Regions from separate parts of the Homo sapiens genome. Here region 2 is linked to region 1. Evidence: chromatin loops called from intact Hi-C (ENCODE). Cell type or tissue: OCI-LY7. All regions are shown on one strand. Each heading gives the region's core, and the rest is flanking DNA. Links, peaks and the distances in the headings are about the cores only. Region 1 overlaps CCNE1 (cyclin E1). Region 2 has its middle 45 kb from the start of C19orf12.

Region 1 (2,907 bases), core at 257-2,756:
GGAGGGGGGAGGGATAGCATTAGGAGATATACCTAAGGTTAAATGATGAGTTAATGGGTGCAGCACACCAACATGGCACATGTATACATATGTAACTAACCTGCACGTTGTGCACATGTACCCTAAAACTTAAAAGTATAATAAAAAAAAGATCAAAAATGTAAATTTGGCTGCCATATGTATTAAAGTCCCCTCAGTTTAAAACAAAAACTCATCAAATGTGACATTTTCTTTTTGTTGCAGGACTAGCCAAATATGTTAAATAATAAAGGACTTTTTCTTTTCCTTAACTCGAAACAAACAGAATGAACATCCACCTAGTTAAAACCAAATCAAGTGATGGTCACAGGTCATACTATGAAGTCTACAGGAAGCTAGCCTAGACACTCCTTAAGACCTCTGAATCTCCTGAGTCTTGCAGGGTAATTCAAATACCTGATAAAATAAGGAACTATTAGAAACCAAAGCACTATGCTTTTCTTTTAAAGGTTTCAGATATGTATTCAATTTTCAATATCTGAAAAACACTAAAGTCCATTTAGAATATTTTCATTTTTAAAGCTATTCCTACTCTAAGAAGTCTGTTTGATTTTTAAAGTTATAAAATAGTAACTTTGCTAAAGATATTAGGCAGGTAACAATCCTACTAGCATGGAAGCCATATGAAAGTCTGAGACTTGGCTTTTTTTTTTTTTTTTTTGAGAGAGGGTCTCCCTCTGTTCCCCAGGCTGGAGTGCAGTGGTGTAATCTCAGCTCACTACAACCTCTGCCTCCTGGGGTCAAGCGATCCTCCTGCCTCAGCCTCCTGAGCAGCTAGGACTACAGGCATGCACGAGCACACCCAGCTAATTTTTGTATTTTTTTGTAGAGATGGGGTTTTGCCATGTTGTCCAGGCTGGTCTCGAACTCCTGGACTCAAGCCATCCTCCTGCCTTGTCTTCCAAAAGTGCTGGGATTACAAGCCTGAGCCACCGCACCTGGCATTTTTTTTTTTTTTTAAAGCAGAGACCACCAGCCTGGCCAACCTGGTGAAACCCCGTCTCTACTAAAAATACAAAAATTAGCCGGGTGTGGTAGCGGGCGCCTGTAATCCCAACTACTCGGGAGGCTGAAGCAGGAGAATCACTTGAACCTGGGAGGCGGAGGTTGCAGGGAGCCGAGCTCGCGCCATTGCTCTCCAGCCTGGGTGACGGAGCAAGACTCTGTCCCCCCCCCAAAAAAAAAAAAAAAAAAGCAGAGACCATTAACATTGACTAAAGAACAAAATAGACAACTGGGGTCACTATAAATGAAAGTGGAAACTCGGGCTGTAAGTGCTACCTCGAAGACACAGCACATGGTGGCGACCACAACACATTGGCCGCCTTCAGAGGAAGCCCAAGCACTTTCAGTTAGAAGAGCAAAGCCAGATAAAGCTCTTCCCCACCCAATGTACAAAGAATTGGGCATGCAAATTATCCATGACAGCTCCTGCCAACAGCTGTGCGAGCAAGGCTGCTTCCTTTCAGTTCTAGTACCATGTGCGGGTGGCATTTCCTTAACTCAAAAAGGGTCACATTACAACCGCTGTAAGTTGTTCTTCATTCAGGAAGAATGAATTCTAGTCTTGAAGGCATAATGCTGGGTGCCACCCTCTACAGCCAGATGGCTGGCACATCTGAGAGCAGGCCTTTGGACATAGATGAGTCCAGCAGCAGTTCCCAAACTAGGTGAACCATCAGCAGACAAATGGTTTCCAAAGTTGGCCTTTTTAGGGACCAGTGGATGAGGTAGAATAATTAAGTCTATGTCCTTGAGTGTACACCAAGTTTCAAAGCAAGATCTGTCTGACTTTATTTAGGAAAGAATGAGATAACAATAAGAGACCCACGGGATTCCTAACCACTCCAACTCCTCATACCACTTTTTTCCTTACATAGGATTATTTTCTGAAAAGTAACAGTCCAGGATTCCACTTCAATAGAAAGATTGAGTCTTGTGCAAAAAAATTAAACAACAAAATGGACGTGTTAAGTAGATCTTAGATAAAAGGGTATTCTTTTCATTAAGAACAGCCTAAGATGAAAATTAAAAAGCTTCCATGTGGTCTCGATGAAGCAGTTACACAAGAGTTTGGCACAATGGCTCCAAGTAGCTCAAGACTGTCGTACTGGGGGGAATTATGATAACTCCAGAGAAAAATTCTGTATGTGAGCAGGGAAAAAGGTTCTGTTGTACCCCCAAGTTCTAGTTTCATGAAGCTCCACAAAGAAATAACAAAGATACTGCTCCATACATAGACAGCTAATGTTTAAGCTATCTACTCTACAAAACGTATAGAAATCTGTCGCCATTAATCTCTGGATAACCACGAAAATGCCTTCTAGTGGGAAATGGTATGGCTATTCCGGCAGCACAGCTATCCACACTGTGGCCAGGGGACAGAGCCACAATCCGTCCCAGGAGGCACCCTCGTCACTGCTCAGGCTATCCTTGAGAACAGACATGCTTCTAAAACTCCAAGAATGCAACAGGGACGGCCCTGCTTCATCTTCAGCTGGAAGTTTCTTTTCTATTCAAAACACAGCTGGGAAAATAAACAGTCCTGAATTTCACAAAGTCAGAATTCATTTTATAATACCTAAAAAATCAACTTGCTTGATTTGAATGTACTTTAAGGGAAGAAAAAAAAAACTGGGGATATGCCGTCTCATTTCCGTCTCTGAAATGATTTCTTTGAATGAAAAAGGAAATCAGCAACCCTTTCTTCAATAGTCAGTGGACCCTCCTCAGAAATGCTTATTTCGGGGGACCTTACATGCAGTGACAACTGCTATTTAGAACACGGCGCACTGCGTTGAAACCCTTCACGCTTCCAGATGAACTACCCTGGCTGCTGCTCTGCAAAGTGAGGGGCTTCTCTGCTAA
Region 2 (2,907 bases), core at 300-2,799, 55 kb after region 1:
GTTTTTATTGGCTGCTGCATACTGAAGCAGGATGAGTTTTCCTTCTCTAAAAAAGCAGAAAGAAATAGAAGCCGCCTGTTTGGGGCCAGTGCTGGGGATTGTGGTGTGAGGCCCCCACTGCCCAAGAGAGCCCAGGGTTCTGAAGCGCAGCCCCATCTCCCGCTCTGAAGCCCTTGCCCTGTCTCCTGGTGACACCTGGCCCACTTCACCCAGCCTGTGCCTCCCCTTCCGGCTGTAAGCTTCCAATCCCCTTTTCTTTTTTCCTTTCTTTTCTTTCTTTCTTTTTTTTTTTTTCCTTGAGATAGAGTCTCGGTCTGTTGCCCAGCCTGAAGTGCAGTAGCTGGATCTCGGCTCATTGCAACCTCTGCCTCCTGGGTTCAAGCGATTCTACAGCTTCAGCCTCCTGAGTAGCTGGGATTACAGGCATGCACCACCACACCCAGCTAATTTTTGTATTTTTAGGAGAGACAGGTTTCACCATGTTGGCCAGGTTGGTCTCAAACTCCTGACCTCAGGTGATCCACCTGCCTCCGCCTCCCAAAGTGCTGGGATTATAGGTGTGAGCCACCGTGCCCGACCTCCAGTCCCCTTTTCTTAAGACTAAGTCCCCGTGTGATGACGGTGAGCAGGTGCCGGCAGCCATGCCAAGCACCTCCCCAGACTGCTCTGCGGGACTCTCCTGAGAGGCAGTCCCAGTGCCGCATCTTACAGGAGGAGGTGAAACCAAGGCACAGAGAGATGAAGTAACCTGCCTGGGGCCACACAGCAGGGAAGTGTGGGTGCAGAGAGCCCATCTCCCCACCTCTCAGCTCCCAGCCCACGGAACTCTCCCTCCCTGGACTCTGTGTGAGGGATCTAATTTTTATTTTTACAAAGTGGCTTACACCTGTAATCCCAGCACTTTGGGAGGCCGAGGAGGGGGGGCGGGGCCCAGATCAAGTGAGGCCAGGAGTTCGAGACCAGCTTGGCCAACATAGCGAAACCCCGTCTCTACCAAAAATACAAAAATTAGCTGTACAAGTTAAGATGTCTCAGTTTCCTAATCTGTGAAATGGGTGCATTGGTGATTTCAGAGGTCCCTGCATGGTGGCTCTGGACTCAGATTCCAGTGGACACCCCTTCCTAGGATGGTCCTGGCAGTGCCCAGGTGCTCTGAAAAGGAGAATTCAACTGCAGGCACAAGTGTGGTGGTCGGGGGGTGGGGGCGTGTGAAGACCCAGGTGACCCAAGGTAAGGACCCAGGAGTTCGAGACCAGCTTGGCCAACATAGGGAAACCCCGTCTCTACCAAAAATACAAAAATTAGCTGGGCAGGGGTAACCTGTAATCCCAGCTACTAGGGAGGCTGAGGCAGGAGGATCACTTGAATCCGGCAGGTGGAGGTTGCAGGGAGCCCAGATCGCGCCACTGCACTCCAGCCTGGGCGACAGAGCGAGACTCCGTCTCAAATAAACAAAACAAAACAAAACAAAATGCAAAATGTGCAAAATGGGACAGAAAGTGGAGACCTAGTCAGGGGAGTTTAACATAACAATAGTGATGGCAGAAAGCATAGCAAACAGAAGTGACAGCACCCATCAGCCATAGGTGTGTGGCGGGGTTCCGGGCTGTCCGGAGGGAAGGGAGGGCCGGCCTGGCTGGCGCTTCCCGCCGCTCTCGGAGCGGGACAGCCCCGCCGCCTGCCTCCTGCTGCCCTCCTTGGGCGCCTCAGGCCGCGCCCTCTGCTGGCCAGTGGCGGCCACGCAGCCAGTCTTGCCCTTGGGCAGGAGAGCTGGGCCCTGGACCCTGTCAGGCCCGGACACTTCCTCCTCTTACTCATGGTTACCAGCGCTGCCCACCGAGGAACGAAGTTTCCATTCCCTCTGAGGGTTAGGGCCATCCCTCACACAGCACAGGCCAGGCTGGAGAAAGGGGGACCACAATGGCAACTTTTTTTGTTTTTTTAAGACAGGGTCACGCTCTGTTGCCCAGGCTGGGGTGGGTGCAGTGGCCTGATCTCAGCTCGCTGCAGCCTTGACCTCCTGGGCTCAAGCTCAGCCTCCCGAGTAGATGGAACTGCAGGCACGCACCACCACACCTGGCTAATTTTTTTTTTATTTTTTGGAGAGGTGAGGTTTCACTATGTTGACCAAGCTGGTCTCAAACTCCTGGGCTCAAGCCATCCTCCTACCTTGACCTCCCAAAGTGCTGAGATTACAGTGTGAGCTGCTGCACCTGGCCTCTTCTTTAGTCCAGTACATCAGAACCAGGAGGAGACCTCTGGGATTCAAGAATGCTGACATGTGTGAAAGCCCTCCCCACCGAAGTCCCGGGAGCAGCCCGGTGGGAAGGGCATCTGGCAGGTGGCAGAGTGCCATGGGAGCTGGTTAACCCACTAGCCAGACCCTACCATCCCTCCCTGCATGGCCTTGTACAAGTTGAGATGTCTCAGTTTTCTAATCTGTGAAATGGGTGCATTGGTGATCTCAGAGGTCCCTGCATGGTGGCTCTGGACTCAGATTCCAGTGGACACCCCTCCCTAGGGTGGTCCTGGCAGTGCCCAGATGCTCTGAAAAGGAGAATTCAACTGCAGGCACAAGTGTGGTGGTCGGGGGGAGGGGACGTGTGAAGACCCACATGACCCAAGGTAAGGACCCAGGAAGAAGGCAGCCGGGAACTCCATGGAGTATTTGCCCCAGAGCCCTGAGCCCCAGCCTGGGGATCTCGTAGCACACCACTGTCTCTTTCATCATTGGTGGTTTCTTGTCCTCTTGTCTTAGAGGGTGAGCATCCCCGGCACTCAGCCAGTTGCCTGCACACAGCTGGGGTTCTGCAGATATCTGCATGAGTGGGGAATGCCTGGGTGGAATCTAACAACCATCCCAGCCAGGCCCCTTCCTGCAGGACTCATGGGCTCCTTGCAGCCTCC

Evidence for each region. Hi-C counts contacts between places; a loop is a spot of excess contacts. Peaks named below come from ENCODE experiments on the same cell type or tissue, not always from the same donor. Only the 100,000 strongest peaks of a DNase experiment are listed, where the experiment ranks them.
Region 2: it touches region 1 in a loop (6-fold over the local background); 7 of 110 quality-filtered maps call a loop at or near these places.

The regions. Positions count from the first base shown.
Region 1 is chr19:29,813,949-29,816,855 of GRCh38, reverse strand. All of the region lies in intron 4 of CCNE1 (cyclin E1), which reads right to left. Among named protein-coding and RNA genes, the nearest start is that of CCNE1, 3.4 kb to the right of the region's middle. RefSeq lists a silencer at 1,459-1,618. In OCI-LY7, for the core only: a CTCF peak has its summit at 1,374; a DNase peak (open chromatin) is centred at 1,445; H3K27ac peaks cover 1,209 bases.
Region 2 is chr19:29,759,074-29,761,980 of GRCh38, reverse strand. No RefSeq gene overlaps it. Among named protein-coding and RNA genes, the nearest start is that of C19orf12, 45 kb to the right of the region's middle. In OCI-LY7, for the core only: CTCF peaks have their summits at 1,541 and 1,741 (motif pointing left); a DNase peak (open chromatin) is centred at 1,720.